Regions from separate parts of the Mus musculus genome. Here all the other regions are linked to region 1. A link is a loop called in an ENCODE intact Hi-C map of the cell type or tissue named here. Cell type or tissue: left cerebral cortex. All regions are shown on one strand. Each heading gives the region's core, and the rest is flanking DNA. Links, peaks and the distances in the headings are about the cores only. Region 1 has its middle 47 kb from the start of Gm37004. Region 2 has its middle 140 kb from the start of Gm39865. Region 3 has its middle 29 kb from the start of Gm39865.

Region 1 (7,130 bases), core at 1,337-6,336:
AAGAACTGGAGTCAATCCATGGTATTCAGTGGTGTACAAGGACTAGTAGTGTATAAGTGTGAGGCAGTTTCCGTTATCATCACATTAATGTACACATTGGCACACGGATCATTTAAACATCAATTTTTTTTTGTCAAACCACTTTAAGAAACTAATTTTGCAATTATTACATCATGGTTATATTTCAGTTACTGTTTCTTACTCAGAGAAAGTAAATAAATGTATAAGTCTCTTTATTCTATATCTAGTCACATTAGGTTTTGCAAGTAATACCCAAATAAAAATGATTACATCTTAGTAGATATAAGTTATTGAGTCAAATCTCACTAGCTATTCAGCTTTTCCTTAGGAAATTCTTCAGTGTCTTCTGTGTTTATCTCCAGTGTGCAATGGAGCATTCCCGCAAGGTAGACTGATAGTGCTTTCAAAATGGTCATAGAGTACATTGCTGAGTGGCTTCTGTGCTGCTCTACCAATGGTAATGAGTAGTGGTAATAAAGTCTCGCTCACTGTCAGACAGCGTCCACGTTGTTAAACTAGAATGGCGAGGTGATCCTCCTGTCGGGCATGTGCACATCTGTCAAGGGCATGTGCGTGCGTCTCTACTCCTGCTGCTACCTCATCTTTCCTTCCTGAGTGCTCATCTCATAAGCAGCTCTGTAGGGAATGCCCTAGAACCAGCATCGTCCAGTTTGTTGTCTTCTGTGTTTGCAACTGCTTGTGTTTTACTGGCAGTCCAGAGTAAATTTTAAGGAAGAACTTTCAGTGTCAACATACATTCTAAGAAGTGAAACTTTGTAGGGGGAAGAACTTGAAGCAGCTTATGACCCAGATTTGGGCACAAAGATAGTTACAGACATCCTTTATTAGCCTCATTAAGTGTAGGTTAGACAGCAGAGCTTTGGTATATTCTAATGTAAGTAGAGCAGTGCATACCAGTAGACACAGTGATTATCTTATTTGTGGAGGGAGGTCTGTTGCATGCAAGTCACTGAAAAGGTTTCTTCTCAAACCCCCTTAGTTTATCTCCAGTCCACCCCTTCAGTGAACATTTTTGTTGTACAACTCCTGTTTGTCAGGTTTTTTTTTTTTTTTTTTTTGAGATAACGTCCATACAAACGTTACAAAGAATTAAGCATGTGTTTATTTTCCATTATCAGCAACAGACCAGGTCTCCTTCCGAAAAGTCAAGAACTCCCTTTCTATTTCTTTTTGGACAGGGAGTAGGTGGAGGGATGGGTGGTGACTAGAAGATGTGGATATGAATAACCCCTTAACTGGTTTACATTGTGGGTTTGTTCTGCAAAGTTTGTGCTTGCCAATCAATTGGTTTATTTAGAGAGTAGGAAATGTACAGAGATGAATACATTTTCACATCTTTATTAGGCAGTTTATCACTTTCCTGTCCAGATAGATTTTTCTCCCTAGCAAACACATTTTTGATAAAAATATATTCATTTTTCTGCTGAAAGAGAAGTTGACTCTGCTAGTACAACAACAACAAAAATTAGTGTAATGTTTAGTAAATTTACTCTATATAACATTCAATATATGTAATGCTAACTGACATTTTGAAAATACTCTTGGGCTCACAAGATTGCTCATCAGAGAAAGGTGCTTGCCACACAAGCATGAAGACCAGAAGTAGCCAAGAGTCCACATAAATGCAAGAAAAAAATACCTCATATCCTTGCCTTCCACTTAGTGTACATACATACAAAAGGAGAATAGTTTTTAAAGTCACTCTTAATATTCCATATCTGCGTCTTGTATTTTGGCGTTTTACATCATTCAGTTTAACCTCCTTTTTGAATGTTTGGATAATGAGCCCTGGGAAGATATTACATACCCTTCTGTCTCAGTACCTAGCCTGGTATCTAATATTAGCTGCCAACTGAATGATTATCATGGAAGTAAACTTTCAACTTAAGGCTAACCCATACATACCACATGACCCATACTACATGACCCATACCAAGTCTTCTTTAATTCCTCAGCACACTGCAGTGCTTTGTACATGGTAGATGCTGTTTAGATTATTCCTGTTTTAGAAGAATAAATTAATCTTATAAAGCTTCATCAGTATACCAGAAATCATTCTGACTGTACACAGTTTCCTGTTATCATTGGTATCTTCTTAATTCCCTTTTACTGGTAAAAAGAAAAATGTTGCGAAGAAGCATATGTAGGCTTGTGTAGTGTGTGCTAGCATTTTGATGAGTAAAATCTACCAATGGTGTTTCTTAGTTTCTAAGTAGCCTAGTTTACCTGCCCAAGTTTGTGTAAGTGTACTCTGATATTTGTACAGTGGTGAAGAGCTGTCCTCGAATTCTCAGAGTATATTGCCTTTGTTAAGAGACTCGTGACTGTACCTGTATTTTAAGAAAGTAGGAAAAATGGAAAGGATGGTCTTTGGGGAATTATTTTAACAAAAATACTTTAAGCAAAAGAGCTACATAAAAGTATATAATATGCTGTGTGCTGCTCTCTATGAGGGAGCTACTCTTGAATGTTGAAAGCTGTTAATGAAATTCCCTATTTACATGGTCTATGAAAGAGGGAAATGGGATAACATACAAAACAAAGGGCTTCTTTTTACTCTGTTGCTCAGTGTTGTTCTAATAAGTCTTAATTGGAAGGTGACTCCCTAATTCTAGTTATCTCACTTACAAATGAGCATTCAAATCATCTGAGCAAACTGGGCCCACCATGATGCAATACGGTCAGGACGTAAACCCACTGAGAAGTGGGTAGTTGAACAGTGCCAGCACTGTCAGAAGCCTGACAGGACAAGGCCCCCAAAATGTAAGGGAAGTCGAGTGTTTTCTAGTGATGTGAGATTGAGGACATTATGTCAAGCTTTCTGTTATCACCTATAAAGTGATGAAAAATAAGTTGTGTGGAATATAAAGGACTAAGCGAGTAGAGAGTGAGTGATCTGCTCATCTCCTTATCTGCTTGCTTCCTTGTTAGTGGAACACTGGCCTTCACAATGTGTTTTTACCAAACAGTGAAGCTTTTATATATATAAAATCTCCAGTGGTAACAGTTACTATATAGTATATATGAAAACGTTTTTTAATGGCACATTTTAAAATGCATATTACACTTTATTTGTGTGTATCATCTACATTAATGAGACTTTTAGAAATAAATTAATTTTACTCAGTCAATACATTGTTATTTGTGTACTTCAGAAAATAAGTATTGCTCTGGATTCTTAGAAGTATCAGAAAACCCCTATCCTTAGTACCCCATCCTTAAACACGGAGTTCTAATGAGAAAGAAAGTATTTGTTAAGTAGAAAGTGGTATGCAGAAAACAGAAGCAGGAAAAGGAATTAGGGAGTGGGTGTGGGGAGGAAGAAGGAAGTCACTCTTCACTTAGGAATGAGTAGTGTATAAATCAGGGTTCCAAGGCTTCAAAGACATGAAAAGGAATTTTCAGAGCCTTGTACAACTTAGTTGTTTAAGATTGTGTGTTATCTTTACTTCCCCAATAAAACTGCTTCTTTAGAAACCAAGTCTCAGTTGAGAGTAGCCAGGAAAGACTTGGGCAGAAAAGTGATGTGAGAGATAAGCTGGGTAAGAGTGTCCCAGGGGGGATGGCAGGTGAAAAGAAAGGCTACGGCATGAGAGCACTCAAGAATTCAAGAAGAGAGTGTGTGTGTGTGTGTGTGTGTGTGTGTGTGTGTGTGTGTGTGTGTGTGAGACAGGAGTAGTGAGCTCTGGGGAAGAGTAGGTGGCACTAGGTTAAGGGGAGCTAGATGAACAGATTTTCAGGTCTTGCATGAGCTTTGGCTCTCATAAATGGAAAGCTCTTGGAGGGTGTTTTTCCACCCAAAGATGCAAGATATGATTTAGGTTTGTTAGGCTGAGTGGGAGAGTGAAGCTGTAAGAGGAGAGGACACACGTACCAAAATTTGAGAGCAGTTAGGAGACTGGATACGTGCTATCAGTGGCCTTGACCTGGGTGACAGTGTTCTTCATAAGAAATCCCTGGGTCTGGATTGAAGGTAGAGCTAACAGTATTTGATAAAGTTGGACTGTGTGATGTAGAAAAGGAACCAATGTGTGGGACTTGAGCAGACCAGAAGAATATAGTTCTGAGGGAACCGAGGGAACAGGGTTGGGAAGAGGCTAAGAGCTTTATTTTTGACAGTCTGGTTTTGAAGTGCCTGACTTAAGTGCAGTGGGTGTGTTGGGACAGTGGACCTATATAGATCTGCTGGGTTGCAATCCTATCTGGTTTAGGCTTGTGCATTCAGGACTCTAATGTGAAGATGGAGTGTCTGCACTATGAAAATACCCGAGCCTGTCTGCTAAGGCTGTCTGCAGGATGGGTGCTGCTAGGGCAGGAAAGGAGCACTCAACTCTGCGTCAGAAAGAAGCTGAAGTGAGGAACCCAGGAGTGTGGAAGGACCTGGAGTTTTAGGGATGTTGGAATGGCTTCCTTGCATCAGATGGCATTCAGGAGCCAAGTCAGGACTCAAATGGCCACTTTCGTTAGCTACCTAGGGCAGTTTTGCATAGCTGACTTTAACAAGTGTGGCTTTGTTCAAGTCTATGATTAGGTCCAAGCTTGCCTGGAGATGACACCAAAGGAGAAAAAGAAAGCTACTATTTGCTGTAATCGTTCATTTTTAAGCTCATGTAAATGTTCTGTCTGAACTTAAATAGGTGATGCCTATTTTCCTCTTAAATTAATTGTATTATTCTTTAGCATATTTCCTACAGAGGCAACTTGATAATTGCCCTATTTTCCATATTTCCAAAGAATTTTGAGTCTTTTTTTTTCTTTTTCCTTTCTAGCCCTATTTAAATCCAGTGCTTGGTTATCCCTTACCTTCAAGAACCTTGTTGAAAGAATACCTTCTTGTCTATACAGACTCCAATCCATCCTTCACACTTCTCCCCCATACAAGCTCCATCTGGCAGTTCTTAATTCATGACTTCAGGGGTTGCCTGGTTTTGAACAGGTGAAGTCTACACTCTGCAAAAGCCTTGCTTTCTGTCACTGTACCATTCTGTAATGAAGCAGCATCCATGAGCTCAGTAGCCCCAGATGTTTGTTTTGCAGTGAAATTCAAGGGTCACTTTTGCTACCGGCAACATTGCAAATACTTGCTCAAAAAACTAATGACAGTGATACATTGTGAATACTTGCTAATCTCCAGACTCTTCTTCAAGGCTTACTGCTGTTAATAACACTGCAGTCCTTGGATTCTCTGACATCTCTGTACTTCCCTTGGAGTAGTTAAACATTGATGTGTGTAACCCTGTGAACCCTAGCATGTGTAACTTTCTGTTAAACACCTTTGCTAGGCACATTCATAGTTTAAATGTGCACTTGGTGCTTTGAAACAGATGGTGAGGTGGCACATTGCTGTCTGTACCTAAGAGCATTTGGCAGTGCTAAAATTGAGCTTTCTGTTTAGTTCAAAATAATTCAGTGATGAGTGGGCTACTTTGTACTTTTCTTCCCTCAGATTCTGAGTATTTGGAAGTCTTAGCTTCCAATGACTCAAACTACATAAAACCGTATTTAACTATGTATAAGCACCTTCCTAAAATGAGACTTTGTGAGTAGACAAGTACCTAGTCGGTGGCTAAGTCCTGTGTATCAGTCGGCATGTATCACTTGTTCTGTCATAATGGTGTTTCTAGTGAGACTAGCAAGTGCTTGCTTCTATTTAATTGTGCACACAAAACCTAGGCTTAAAGGGAACCGTTCATTAAACTCACGGTAAACTGAAATGTTCATATATTACTGATGTGATTTAAAGGAACAAAGTGCCCCCACCCCTGTTTCAGTTTATTCCCCCTAGTGCCTCTCGGATACTTTACTTAGACTGCACTCTCCATATATGCCTGGGCTGGAGGATCTCAGCTAACAGAATCTCTCAAGTCTGTGTTTATAGAAGGGCATGTCACAGATCCATTAGCGTTTCTGAAGTCCAGTAACTTGGTAACTAAAATTGGCAATCCCTTTGTATTTTGACTTGTAGATTGTTATATCCTCTCAGTGTATTTTTTTCCTCGTGTATTTTCAAAGTAGGATTAACATAACCTATTTATCATTCAGAAATACTAGCTATAAATTATCATGGGATTCCAAAAGCCCACAGGAAGATACAGAGCTCCAGCAGGACTCCTGCAGAGAAAGTACAAACACATTCCCGTTGGCACTGGGGTGTGGGTGTTGCCTGTGGTGATGGTGGATCAGGAGGTATGATTTAGGGAGGCACCACACTTGGGAAACCAGCCAACCCATTTAAATTCTGGTGAGAAAAAAAAGAAAAGATGTACTGTTTTGAGCTTGGGTTAAAAAGATTGTCTTGCTTGCTCTCATTGCTGGAAGCATAACGAGATCAATAAAGTTTCCTCTGCTTCTCTAAGTCACACTTGTCTGTATTTTCTTAACGAGCCAGGGAAGCCAAGGTCACAAAGGGTGGTGGGTTCTTCTGGTGGAAATGTTATTGATTCAGTGGTGATTAAATGCATTGTACAAGGGTGCTCCAACCAAGTGTCTGTTCACATATAAAGGTGCCTCATTTTAAGATCGCCTCCTCCTCAGCATTTACAACTTTGAACTCATATGGAAAACTATTCCATAAACAAAGTATCCGTGTATAGTGGAATTAGAATACCAGCTTACTGGGAATGAACACCTCCCCAGGGAAGCCAAGGTCACACAGGGTGGTGGGTTATCAATTCTGGGATGTTGCCTTAAATTCATTTTCTGAAATTAAACACATTGTCCATGGGTGCTTTAACCACATCTAGATTCATCTCATAACATGCCATGGTCTGGTCTTTTAAAGGTTGCCTCCTCTTTAGCATTTACAGTTTTGAACACATCTGGAAATTATTCCAAAACACAGAAAATGGAGCTAGAAGACTAGCTTATACAAGTGGTACTATACCTTCCAACCCATCACCCGCTCCCAGGATGATGGATGGCTTCTGAAAATGACCAGAATCTGCTTATTTTACAAAGCAGGTTTAGTAGCCTTAGTTTGAAAACTGGGGCCTGGCCCGTGACTCTTAAATTGCTATCAAAACCTACCCTGCAATAAAGAAATCACAGTATGCATTTATGAAAACATTACTGAGGTTGCATCCTGTCAT
Region 2 (7,130 bases), core at 882-5,881, 320 kb before region 1:
TCCATCAGTCCATGATGGACTTTTGAATTTTGAGTTACTTGCTAATATTCTGGGCTCTATATAAAATTCAGGATGCCTAACTTGTAATACTGGGACCAAATTCCCATGTGGGGACTTTTGGCTAGAGCTTTACATTCTGTGCTCCTTGAAGGAAGCATACACTCACGTCTATTCCCTGCATCCCCTGTTGTCTTGTTAACATTGACACTGGCTGGTTAATTTTATAGTTACTTGATTTTTTCTCAGATTTAAGGAACACATGGCCTATTCCTAGCTCCCAGATCTTTTGTTTATTCATGTTACATGCCTAGAACATTTACAGATTTGAGAGATTTGAATTTGAAACTTCCAAGTAACAGAATGAACTTTTAGTCGAAGTACAAAGGTAGATAGGATTTTCTTGGGTTTGATTGTGTGTTAGGAGGCTAAGATGCAGGTTTAGAAGGCTCCTGGGCAGGACGGATCCTGAAGATGATCATGACGTTTAACTACTATGCTAAGGTTGGCAGATGTATAGAAGAACTATCTCGTATACACTTGACAAGATCATTACATATATTTTCTGACTGACTAAGGCATTGAGTGGCACATAATTTAAGAAGACATAAACTAATATAACCAAATAATTAATAACCAAATTGAAATTTATTGGCTGAGTAAATATCCAAGAGTCAGTTTGATTTAAGGCATAGCTAGACAATATATTATAATAAAACCATCACCCAAAGATTTATGTGTTTCCATCTTTCCCTACCTCATGGTCACAAGATGACTGCCAACAGCCTAGGACTATGTCCTTTCAGGTCCATGTTCCAAAGCATGTCTCCTTTGTTCTAACATCCTAGCAGAAGCCTGGTTTTATCACATCAGCCTCACTTAGGGAAAATTAAGATCCCAATCTCTGTTGTCAAGGAAATACCAATCAAGCTCAACTGATAGATCAGATGCTCTGCTGAAAACAAAAATAGTAGCAGTGGGAAGTGTAATCCCACAGAAACAACTTGTGAATATGGTTACCAGGAGAGGAGCACGTGGCCAGTGTGCAGCATCCATAGCTGGTGTCAGTTATCAACCTAAATCATTTGTTCAGGAGCAAATTGTTACCCCTCCTACCCAGATACTCTGATTCATTAGGTATGAACCTAAACCTAGGCATATTCATATTTAACAAGGCCTCCAGGGATTAAGATACAAGAAGTCATTAACTTAGACTTTGGGAAACACTCTGAGACTCCAGTATCCTATTACAACTAATAATACATTTATAATTGTGCACCAGGAACTGCAGTGCTTCTAAGACTTGTTTAAAATGACCCTTAAACAATTCCATGAGGTAAGTACTGTTACTGTTTCCATTTTGGTAAGAAAGGGACATACAAGAAGTCTAATGACACACAGATACAAGAGTCCAGAACCAAGACTTTGTAGTCAATGTTATTTCCTATTTTATGATACTGTCAATATCCCTTCTGGACTATGTGTGACACTGGCTGAAGATAATTTTTTAGTCCACACGTTTTCTGTTTGGCATTATGTGACAGGGAGATGCCCCGTTACTGGTTTCATAAAGTCACAAGAAACACCTCTGTGCAATTCCTATCTGATGTACACTGCATGTTGCCTCGGAAAAGTCACATAAACTTTCTTTTAAGGAGGTGTTTACTCATTTGCCCTCACAAGGGTGATTTAGGAAATAATGAACAAATAAAAGTGACAAGATAGTATTGGCCTGAGGAAATGGTGCATTGTTTTTAGATACCTTTTTATCCATGGGTTAAATCACAAGTAAGCAAATAATGTTTACTGTGGTTCCCACCCTCCTGCCATTGCTGTCACTGGGGAAGCTTCCTACTCTCGCCCCAGCTGCCCTCATGTCCTGACTCAATTGTAGTCACTCATATGTTTGCGATACCTTAGCATCTGGGATCGCCCTTTGAGAGCCTTAAGGGCTGGAACAAAAGGAGAGCAGGTATTACATGACTGCTCTGTGGCAGGAACATTTGAGAAGCTACACTGCTAGTCTTAACACTGATGCCCCATTTCACATGGGAGAACCGTGGAGCGCACAGAGGCTATTTGCCTAAGGTCCCTTCTACCAGAAAGGTAGGTTCCAGAAACTATCCCCCTGTCTCATCCCTGTGACTCCTCTGGTAAGCTCTAGGCTTTTATTCATATTTGATGCCCCATGAAAGAGGTTCCTTTGTAGGAGATGAGCTACTCGACTGGTGCTCAGTTACCACAGATGTGCTTTATCAGTGCAAGCCTTCTACATTTCACACAGTAACACTCATGACCAAACCATGAGGGTTCCTCAAATGTGAAGATGGATTCACAATCAGTCTGCTAAGCCTTAGAATACAGAATAAATATTAATCAATATAGAATAGTAGACACATGTCCTTTTAAATACAGCCTCGTTGACCCCTGTGTCTAGTCTAGGTGAGAAACCAGGAGTTGTAACTAATCAAAGGCTAATGGAGTCAGTTCCCTAATAATTAAAACATCACAGCCTTGGCATGCATTTTGAGTTTTTCTCCTTTTTCACTCAGAAGAGAAAATTTGAAATCCTCGGCTGGGTGAGAGCAGGTTCTTATTAGAGAAATGTAATAAATTAATGACAAAGGCACAGGTTTTGTGAAATTTCCTCCTCATTTACAATCTATTCCTTCAGAATAATGGGAGAAAGCTCATTTGCATTAAAAACCACTGCTATTCCCGTATTTGATCAATTATCTAACAATATTAAAAAACTGGATATATTTTCCTATGCAATCCAATCTATCTTTCTCAGTCAGTCAGCTATTATTGTTTCCTCTGAGGAATGGAAAGGGAATTCACTAGGTTTCTATGACTTCCCATATTTCCAGTGGCCACAAGTTTTCTGCAAATGGCATCAATACAGTTTTCAATGTACAGAGTCACTTTCACCAGGTACTTAGGCAATGCAACATGCTTTTTATGTAATTTTTAAATGTAACCCCCAAAAGTCTCCATTATTAGGAAATGCTGACTAGCTAACAGTCAGTTGCTCCATCTTGAAATAACTAGCAAAGTGCTATGACCTCTGTCTCAGATCTCTGAGAGGTAAACACCATCCTAAAACCAGGGCTCTCAAATTCCTCTCAAAGTGAAAAGGGCTTTTTCCCAGGAAGAAGCCTAACTGTTAACATGCAGTGTGTGAACCCTGGTGTCTTGAAGTGGGTGGAGGGTGACAGGAAATGATCCTTCTCTGGCAGAAAGCTCTCTTCATCGGGTGTCACAAGGCAAAGGTTTCCTATATATAGCTCTTCTCTTCTGTCCCCTCATCTCCTCAACCACAGAATAGCTCTCCAGTGTCAAGGTTCTCTCCCACTTAGGATCTTGTGAATACATTCTGCCTATAATGAAATTCTGACCGAAAGTCTCATAGAGCCAAGTGATTCAGGGCTGTGGAACCCAGACTCTTCTAAAGTTAAATGTTCTTCTCAAGAAACTGAATTTTGAAATTAATGCCTAATAACTGTTACATACTAGTTTATATGTCTTGTAGGACTATACCCTCATGAAGGGAAAGAGGCTACAGTATGGCTACAAAGTGCTAAAGAGATTTCAGAGCTCACAAAGCCATATAAAGGCAGTGGTGAGGAGCCGCTTACAGACTCAAAGAATCACTGTGGATAATCAGAATGCTATCAAAAGACAAAGTTACAATCCCAGGGTATGGTTCATATCTAAAATGCCAGCACTCAAGAAGGCTGGGGCTGGAGGGTTGCCATAATTCTGAGGCCAGCCTGGTTTATATAGTGGCCAGTGAGAGTGCCTCATGACCCTCAAAAGGAAATAAAAATCTATTTAGAGAGTTGCTTGGAATATACACAGCTGTTTCAAGACAGAGCAAAGTGGGCCAGGAAAGGGGGTGAGGTGACACATGTGCCAGATGGTCTGATGAGAAGTTGGTCATGTTCCATATGAAGTCTCACAGCTTTCATATGAATCAGATGACAGTTTGTCACCACTGCTGGTCCTGGTATCCTCTGTGAGTTTATGGGCCTGGTTTTTCTGGTATTGATTGCACTTGTGTACCTGTGTATTCTTGATTTAATTTGCTAATGTCACAGGTTAAGGTATAATTTTACTTGCATGAGTAAATTGCCTGTGGATTATATTTTGTGTTGGACAGATAGGAATTGTTCTACAGCACAAATCTGGATACAGAATCAGTCTGACTCAGCACTCAAGATGGAGCCAACCATTGTTTTAGAGTTTTTATAGGACAAGCAGATTCTGAAGTCGCTGTTTTACACACCATGGTGTGACCTAAAGTAGAGCATTGCCTGGTCTCCACAAACCTCCCTTTTGGCCACTTGCTCCTCCTCAGTTTCCTTTCAGGCTTTTCTGTGCTATGCCGAATGTTCTATAGTCCTTAAATCTATTTGCAATACTGTCAATAATATGACCATCTCAGCTATTCCTCAACTCCTCTCAAGCATTTCTTCGTGACACAGTAAGTAGGTAGTTCATGTGCCCTTTGCATGTGAAATGTCCCTGAAAGTGGTGTGCTTTCAAGATTTGCTCTCTATAGTTGTTCAGAGGTGGGGTTTGGCTGATGTGACTGGCCCCTAAGGTCTCTGACTTAATCAGTGGACTGACTTATGAGTGGAGTCTTAACTTCATGTTCTTACTGAATGATGACAGTCTAGAAGGTAGACTCTGATTGAAGGAAGTAAATCACTGGGGTCATGTCACTGAAGGGGATCCCTTGCTGCTGTTTCTTTGTTTGGTCTCATCCTAGTTCCTGGTTGCCATGAGGACTACAGCTGTCCCAGGCCGTGCTCTTCCAGGGTGATCTGTCTGCCTTTCCACAAGATTAAAAGCAATGGAGAAAGCCAGCCCTGAACTAACACCCTTGAAACCATGAGCTGAAATAAAGCCTTTTTCCCTTAAATGTTTTCATCAGATATTTTGTCACGAAAGTGACTAAACACTAACTTGTAACTAACATGTACAGAGCCCCAACAAACAATTCATGGCCTTCTGATCCCTGCTACAGGATAAAACTGTCTTTATTTAAGCATTTTATTTAACTCCCTGTTGTGCCATATAATGTCTGGATTATTCATGGTGATTTCAGTCTTACTTTTCTGATGTTGCTGTCATAATTACATATGTAAATACATGTGTTCATTCATGATGTTTGCTGATTTTTTTAAACTAATATGTTTTGTGTAGAATGACGATACAAAAAGAAAAGAAAAAAGAAAAAAAGAAAGGATGAATACTACTTTGATTTTTCTACCCAAAGAAGAGGAAAATGCTTCCAATTATTTTCTAGAGCAGGACATTTGGTACCGATAAGGTTGCTATAGCAACCTGAGAACAAAGCTTAATTTAGGCCACAATGAGTGCACCCACTTTGTTTCCTGTCTGAACAAGCATTTCTGCGAAGAGCTGTGTTTACAAACAATGCAAGGGTGCCTACATGGAAAGTCATTTAGAGATGGGGTTCCTCAACTTCCCCCCTTACACCTGCTTGTCCTATTATAATTCCAATAAAAATTACCTTTGTCAAGGACAACTAAAATGTAGTCCAATTTTACTCAAGATTGAAAACGTTGGACATCAATTGGTTCTTAACAGGTCTTCAAAAATATTTTGACATTAAAATGTATTTTACTTTCTAGTGTTCATCTTTACAATGTGTTGGAAAAGAAATATTTGTTGTATTTGACTGAAAAAAAAACACCCTCTTAGTTTAGTCAATGTGAGTGTATTTCCTCTGTAAGGATCAAGTCCCTGAAAGTCTTGCTGGTATATGTATCCAGGGTCAAGGTGGCTGGAGAGGAGAATCCCTGTGGCTTCCCACTTTTATGGAAGCAGAATGTACTCTGGTGTTTATGTGTCTCTTTCATAAAGATGAAAAGCTTTAGTTTAGGAAAGATTCAGTCTGCTGCCATTCAGGTAGCATATATCTCACATTCGGTTCAACCTCCACCTAAAATTCCTTTCCTAACCCTTGTGTTAGGATTAAACAGAAATAGAAGGTCTCTTGCTAAGCTGTGTCTGATTTGCCATGCAACCCCACCTCTCCTCAGAGCACCAAGTCTAGACTACATTTAGCTATTTTAAATACTGATTTGCATACCTTCCTCCCTCCTAGACACTACAAGGAATGCCTCTTTAAACTTGGTATTTTCTTCCTACCCAACCAAAACAGCACCTGGCATATACCAGGTGCTATGTACAAAGTTAAAAAAAAAAATGCTTTAACTCAAAATAGAAAAAGTTACAAACATCCCCCCCTTCCCAAATAAAGAACAGAAAAACAAAAGACAAACACCACCAACACTAACAACAAAAATACAAGACAATTAATTCCAGAATGGTAAATGCACAAATAGTTCTGGGTCTATAGGTAATTGAGGGAGAGGTTCTCATATTAGAGGAGTCATTAAGACTAAGAACCTTCAGGAAAAGGTTCAAACCACCCTAGCGTCAAACCACCCTAAGCCGTAATAAGTGTTATATACCCAAATCTTCATTTGGTCCATTCAAGCATATATGCCTGTTACCACCTGAAATGACCCCAAATAGTATAAGAGTACAAGGGGCATGTGCAGAATGACTAAAGCCAACAAAAAGAACAGGAAGCCAAATTGGAACCTAGGAGAAAGCCGCCAGGGAAAGAAAAGGTTTCAAGGAAAGAGATGTGAGCTAGACCACAGGGTATGGAGGAGTCGAATGCAATGAGGCAGGGCAAAGTCTAGTTTAAGAAAAACACCCATGTGCCTTGTTCTAGGACTATTTGAAATGAAGAAGGGTCCTTGCATATCAAAGGAGTGGGTAAGATCGGATTCCTCAAGCTATTGACTAGAGAGTTTTATAATCATGCAGTGACTTCGTGTATCCAGAACTAGAAATAGTCCCAATACTTACTGTTAACTGTTATCTTCTCCTCAGAGCATTTTTTAAACTATCACTAAGGGTCATGAGAAAGAAAAACATGAAATATAAAATTATTTCTCAAGCCCACCATTACTCAAAGATTATTTTAATAGATCCTTTTACATTATACATGAATGCAATTGTCTTCCTTACTGTTCTATTGCTGTGAAGAGACACCATAACCAAGGCAACTCTTCTAAAAATAATTG
Region 3 (7,130 bases), core at 1,184-6,183, 200 kb before region 1:
TTAACTTTTATTAAAACTATAATTTAAAAAATAATTACATCTTACAGTTTTGCTACTTAGCCAGAAATACGGTATTTCTTTAATACTCACCCCAACCCCCACCAAACTCTTAAAGTTTCTATGAGAACCATGTCTCTCTAAGGGACACTCCTTATGTTCTGTATTATTGCTTTTGTGAATTAAATTGTTAAATATTTAATTTTCTCAACAGATAAATCTAACCTTTCCTCTGCCTCTTTATTCTCCACTCATTTCTAACCTGTTCAACCTTAATGAAGCTGTTCTGGCAGAGATTATCAGTTGCTGAGCAAAACAGATGGCTGCCTTTTCTCAGCATGGCACTTCCAGATAGTCACTAATTCATTAGCTCAACAAATATTTGTGGCTCCCTTGATAAATGCTACACAGTGTGCCATACACTGAAAGTTCAAAGGTAAACACAAGGCCTGCCCTCCAATCATCTGTAGTTAATGCAACAAACAGTCAATCATGCTGACAAGGCACTCTGATGGGCTGAAGCTGAGAAAATTGCCCTGTTCCATGGATGGACAACAGAGAGGCATCTGTCCAGACGTGGATTGTTAGGAACTACTCAGAACAGATGTTGTAATTGAAATAGACTCATACGAGGTCAAGGTGAGAATGAAGAACATTCTAGACATGGATAAAAATCATTTCATCATCTGCTGAAGGTCAACAAGAAAGTGAGAAACTTGCTTAATGAAACCAATAATTCAATACAGCTAAGTCACAGAAAGTGAGGTAGACAGAACATAATCATAAGTAGAAGACGGGAGCCTCTACTCCTAAGGTACTCAGAAATCAGGAGCAAGCCACTGCTAGAAGAAAACATGCAAGAAACACTACAATAATCTGGACACAGACAAAAATTTTTGGATAAAATTCAATAGCTCTGGAAACAAAGCAAGAATTACAAGCAGGACTGTATCAAAGCGAGAAGTTGCAATTCCAAGGACAGTAAAGCTTCAGACCTAGCCAGAGTGAGCCGTGGCTGTGTTTACTCAAAGAAGACACACAAGAGTCTGATTTTGAAAGAGCAGAGAATGCTGTGGTGGTGAGTTCACTTTGAGATATGCAAGCTATGAAATGTACGAGGCAGTAGGAGGCAAGGGGATATACAAGACTGACTTTCAAGAGACCTTTCTGGGGAGAAGCTGGACTGAGCAAAAGAGCAGATGACAAGTGACTTGTGGAAGTACTAGACATAAAGAAGCAAGGGAAGACAGGCCACAGCACACAGGGGCCAGAAGGACTTTAGGCCAAAGGAAGAATAGCTCTAGGAATGGAAGGAGACAGCAAAGAGAAAGACATGGAGAAATATTCACAAGTGGGAGAGATGTAAGGAGAGTTCCAGTTAACTCCTCTATGAATTGTCCTTAGGGAGAGAAGGGTGAGACAGTCATGTCCAATATGGGAGGAGAATATAAGCACAGTGGAAGCCCCATGACACTAGAATCAACAAGAGATCAGGAGAACACTTGCCATGCAGAACACCAGGGACAGCTAGCCAAGGGCGGTTCGTAATGTCATATTGAAGTGTATTGGTTTCTGTTCATTTACTCCAGCCATGCTTAGAAGTACAGGAGGGAGAACAAAAGTGGGCATAGAAGTAGACTTAAAGTTGCATTTCACTGTAGATTCAAGGAAGTGGGGAGTGGGAAGTGTGTGCAGGAAGGAGTTCAGATATTGAGGTATTGATGGGGAAGGGGATGAAGAAAGGAGAGAACCACAGATAGAAATAAAAGAGTGAGGGAGTCTGAGGATAAGGGCAGGTAACCTGCAGCTCACGACTATTTCAGAAGGCTTTGGCTTTCTGGCGGGAACATGGTTGAGAGGAAGGAGTAGAAATGAAGTGTGCATCGAACAACCTTCAACACTGGAGTGAGCAAAAGCACGGTTATGTGACAAGACTTTTTGGGGACAGACACCGCACACATGCCTGTTTCTTCTGGGTAGAGAGCCCATGTGAGACAAAAGTAGCGATACCACCAAAGTTGAACTTGGTTAACCAATGAGTTTTGTTGGGGTTACTTACAGGAGCATGTCCGGGTCCAGCCTTGACACAAGATCAGAGTTCTCAACTGGAAGCAGGGATATCTGGAAGGTGCATAATAAATATACACAGACTACATTTTTGGTTACAAGCTGACAGGCGATTTTTCATGGCTTAAAGTTTCTCTCTCTTCTCTCTCATTCTCTGCTCTCTTTTTCTCTCACGCATTCACTTGCAGCTTGGGGCTGCACACATTCTGCATTCTCTTGTGCTCTCTGCTTTTCTCCTGTGCTCTTTTCTTTTCTTGAACTCTCATACTCATACACACCTCTGTGTGTTCCTCTTTTACTCTCTCCCACACACTTCACACACATCACACATACACACACCACATGCACTCTTCTTTCACTCACACATACACTCCATCACGCCTCACATTCTCTCTTCACTCACTCTTCTCATGCCCTCTCTCTCTCTCTCATTCTTCATTCACTCTCCACATTCACCTCACATACTCCTCACTTGCTCTCTACATGTTCTCTACATGCTCTCTTGCCTTTCTTTCTCTTGTCCCAGTCTTTTTTTTCTCCCTTTTTTTATTAGATATTTTCTTTATTTACATTTCAAATGCTATCCTGAAAGTTCCCTATACCCTCCCTCTGCCCTGCTACCCTACCCACCCACTCCCACTTCTTGGCTCTGGCATTCCCCTGTACTGGGGCATATAAAGTTTGCAAGACCAAGGGGCCTCTCTTCCCAATGATGGCCGACTAAGCCATCTTCTGATACATATGCAGCTAGAGACAAGAGCCCAGGGGTTACTGGTTAGTTCATATTGTTGTTCCACCTATAGGGTTGCAGACCCCTTCAGCCCCTTGGGTACTTTCTCTAGCTCCTCCATTGGGGCCCTGTGTTCCATCCTAAAGATGACTGTGAGCATCCACTTCTGTGTTTGCTAGGCACTGGCATAGCCTCACTCGAGACAGCTATATCAGGGTCCTTTCAGCAAAATCTTGCTTTGCTCCAGTCTTTTAATGATACTCTAAAAGCAGGTAAAAAAAAAAAAAAAGACATTGTGTAATCATTATCAAATCAAATTTAAAAAAAAAAACCATGTCACACAAAGAATCAAGAATTACAATTGTTCCCCAATGTTTCAAGCATCCCTATTCCCAGGCCTATAGCCAAAATAACAATAATTGCAAATCTATCATTATTTAAACTTTAACTCATTACACTTCAGAGCTCAGAGCTCTGAGGCCAGGTACTTGCATTTTCCTGTGAAGCTCTAATGATCAATGACATGGACAAAGCTGCCAGGCAAAGAAAGAATCAAGGTAACCCTTTAACTCAATAGTTCCGCTAGCTTTCTGATTCTGAACATTGCACACAATGACTCTTCTAGGAGCCCTGATGTTTTGACTTAATTTTACTAATATAAGATTTTACATATTCTATGCTTGCTTATCTAGGAACCACTCTCAAATGTTATACAAAACTTATTTCATAACTTATTTAATAATTTTTTCCTTTCTTGGGGTTCCCAATGTTGACTCTATTTCATTTTCTAATAATTTCTTCAAACTTTCTTTGCAAGTCAAGCATTAATCTGGAACTACCACTGTGCAGTCATTACATTTTTTCCAAGATGAGAACACACAGCATGCACCTGGGCCTTTAGGACTGTGCTGTGCTGTGTCCCATGCCTCAATTTTTGATTGTTTAAGAATCATTACATCAGGGAACATCTAGTTTCACAGAATTCACCAAAGCAGAAGGAGAAAGAAGTAAGAAAGTCAGATATAATATAATAATTATGCACACCAAGGCCAACTGAAAAGCAGTCACTCACAAATGAAATCTATACAGCCATTGTCCAGGGCTAAGGTTAGGAGAAATAAGACAACAACTGTTTTTTTTACAAAGAGCTGCCATGGGCTACTGAGATGTCTCCATCCTGGCCTACTGAAGGCATGTCCCTTATTTCAGATGGCAGGTCCCCTGGAGGGATGTGTCTTCTGTTTCTCAGGGTCCCAGACGCCATCCTTTTCTACAAGGAGCTGCCCCGGTCTTCTGAGATGTCTCCATTCCGGCCTACTACAGGCAGTCCCTGTCATTGTATGCTGTCACCAGCAGAAGCATGACTCAAAGATAGCTGTATCACTGAAGTCCCTCTGGGCATGGAGGAGAGCTCGCAAACTTTCAAACTGGGAGCTCACTCTATAGTCTCCAGACAGTTCAACAGGTTGGAGAGTGCCCTGTCCAAGTGACTGCGTTGGTCTAAATGACTTTCAGGTGTCTTAGTGGCTTTTTTGCTTCTTCCAAGCACTTCTGCTGATCTATGAATCTTTTTATAGCTTTGCTTGTCTGAGATTTACTCTCTCAGTCTTTATTATTTATTCTTGGGAGGGAGGGGCCTAGTGAATCTGGTCCATTTTAGGGACTTCCTGAAGCTATTTTGAGTTGTTTACCTTCTCTCTTAAGCCCTGCAGAATGGAATGTTTCAATCTCTAGGAAATACGCCAAAGAGAAGCTAGGATTTCGTATGGGAGTGTGAATGATGAGTGGTGTTATCTCATATAGTAACCGGCATAGTGATAGAGAAAAGATGCTGGAGGCGCTAAAGTACAAATGAATGTGAACAGTGACTAGAACGTTTATATTCGTGACAACACTACATATGGTGGTGCTGTAAAAAGAGCCATCAGCCTCACAGGAAGAAAAGGAAGATGAGCAGTTCTGTGTCTGGATTTGGCTCTGAGGCATGAGGAGTTTGACCCACCCAACTTGATGAGAAAGAAGAGTCATGCCAACTCAAGACAGCTGCTGGAGGCTGTCTCCTGAGAGGCTCTACCAGTGCCTGGCAAATACAGAAGTGGATGCTCACAGTCATCTATGGATGGACCACAGGTCCCCAATGAAGGGGCCAGAGAAAGTACCCAAGGAGCTGAAGGGGTCTGTAACCCTATAGGAGGAACAGCAATATGAACTATATTCCCCCAGTACAGGGGAATGCCAGGGCCAGGAATGGGAGTAGGTGGGTTGGGGAGCAGGGGGAGGGGAGAGAGGATAGGAGATTTTTCAGAGGGGAAACTAGGAAAGGGGATAACATTTGAAATGTAAATAAAGAAAATATCTAATAAAAAACAGTGTGAGGAAGAAAAAAAAAAAAAGACAGCTGCTGGAGAGCCAGCCTTCAGTGAAGGCTGGAACATGAGCCAGTCTAGGCAGAGTGTGAGTACACTGGGAAGCAGACCAAATATAACAGGCATGGTAGAGGATAGTGGGATGTGTTCAGATCTGGTGGGAAGGGATTTGGTGAGGCAGAGGGAAAGCCTTTGCATGGGAGAACAAGACTATGGAAACCAATGCACGTAGCTTGCATTTTAACTTTAAGCAGTAACCATGATCATGAGGAAGGTGACGCATGGTGTAGCGCAGTCATCTAATGATAGACACTGGACCCCTCAAGGATAGCAACAAACCCCTGCCTGGCCACCCTGGTTCTGGTTTGTTCTTCTAAGTTCATTTTCCATGAGATACCTCCACTCATTATATAAAATGAAATTCCGATCCTGCTGGTCGTCCTCTTGGTTAAAAGCCTCTATTGATTCCATCAAATCTTAAATGCTAATTGCAAACTTCTAAAATTAGCACTGGAAGCAAGTCTTCTCCAATTATCTGGCTTTCGTCCACCTTTATACCTTTCCCCTGTTACACCATGATGCGTTACATGATGGCCGCACTCTAATTTTATATTATCTGCATAGAGATGAGGGAGGAATAACATCCGCGTAGAATAAACTCTTTGAAGACAGTTGGGAGCTTCCAGAAATGTGATGTACTCCAATGAATGGCACCTGCGTGACAAGACAAGAAAAGCTGGCTTCTCACAGCTAGCATCTTTAACAAAGCAATGCCTCTGTGAGTGTGTCGGAATGTTGATGCTGTTGAATTTTCTCAAGTTTAATTTCATGCACCCTATCAAGCTAAATATTTTTATTAACATACACTTTTCTGCTTCTGCTTTTAATAATTACTATACACATAACCTTTTCTTCATCTTTCTGTATTTTGTAGAGTCACTTTTTTTTTGATGCTTAGAAACATATTGAGTAAAAGGTACCCCTCACAGCATAAAACTTGTAACAGACACCTTGCAAAAAAAAATGTGTGTGAGTGAGTTTGTATATTTTTCCAAAGATAATGAGCAGAAAGATTTAAAATCTGTTCAAACGTTTTCTGGCAAAATGTACTTGAATCGTGCCAAGAGGAATTGCATGTTGCATGCCTTCAATCTGTTTTTGAAATATTTGTAGATACAGGCAACATCTGTTCCACTGGACAGAGATCTACTGTGAGTGCTAATAACTTTGGAAAGCCTTGACTTTAAAAGTTTAAACTTAGGAATTAAATATTTTTAAACAGATATATGTTGAAGTTCTCCTCTAAATAAACCTTAAAATTTTAAATCAGAAAGTTATAAGAAAATATTTTACTAAGTAAAGTCTAAAGCCGAAGGAATTTTTTTAAGCATGGATTTAGTCATATGTTAAAATTGCCTAGAAATAAATTACAGTATTGAAGCATTATTGTGTTGTACACACAGGCAAAGAGAACAGGGGAGGCAGAGCAAACTACCTGTGAGTAGATAAAGAGAGAAACCAAGTGGGGGGCAAAAGCAAATACTGTAAAATCTTGTAAAGAGGAAAAGTGAGTAAAAGTAAAATTCCACACTTAAAAAAAAAATGGTGGGACAGTATCCTGCACTGCAAACAAAAAGGCTGCTTCAGTGGAGACAGGGTTTTCTGTGTAGCCCTGGAACTCTCTAGGCAGACTAGACTGTCCTCAAACTCTAAGAGCCACCTGCCTCTACTGGGTTTAATGTGTGCACCACCACACCTGGCTTAAAATGATTTTCTTTTTGTACATCACAATCAGGATGTTTCAAATCCACTGTCCTCAGAGTAAATGATATTTCCACTTCCTCTGTGGAGGCTGACCTACTTGTAATTCAGTCTAAATGGCAGTTATAAATCAGAAAAGATCCCATTTCTGCTTAGATAATGTCTTTAAAATAAAATTCTTCTGAGGATCTCAACTACCCAAAAGCTCA

The links. A loop is a pair of places that touch in the nucleus more often than their neighbours do. Peaks named below come from ENCODE experiments on the same cell type or tissue, not always from the same donor. Only the 100,000 strongest peaks of a DNase experiment are listed, where the experiment ranks them.
Region 2: a loop joins it to region 1, with 11 times the contacts of the local background. A loop is called at or near these places in 2 of 42 quality-filtered maps.
Region 3: a loop joins it to region 1, with 8 times the contacts of the local background. A loop is called at or near these places in 2 of 42 quality-filtered maps.

Annotation. Positions count from the first base shown.
Region 1 is chr2:78,922,392-78,929,521 of GRCm38, forward strand. It overlaps a transcript of Ube2e3 not described here. Among named protein-coding and RNA genes, the nearest start is that of Gm37004, 47 kb to the right of the region's middle. In left cerebral cortex, for the core only: no CTCF peak of the experiment used is centred there; DNase peaks (open chromatin) are centred at 3,873, 4,167, 5,417 and 6,228; H3K27ac peaks cover 1,872 bases.
Region 2 is chr2:78,602,704-78,609,833 of GRCm38, forward strand. No RefSeq gene overlaps it. Among named protein-coding and RNA genes, the nearest start is that of Gm39865, 140 kb to the right of the region's middle. In left cerebral cortex, for the core only: no CTCF peak of the experiment used is centred there; DNase peaks (open chromatin) are centred at 1,000, 3,891 and 4,206.
Region 3 is chr2:78,718,347-78,725,476 of GRCm38, forward strand. No RefSeq gene overlaps it. Among named protein-coding and RNA genes, the nearest start is that of Gm39865, 29 kb to the right of the region's middle. In left cerebral cortex, for the core only: no CTCF peak of the experiment used is centred there; DNase peaks (open chromatin) are centred at 4,194, 4,669 and 5,287.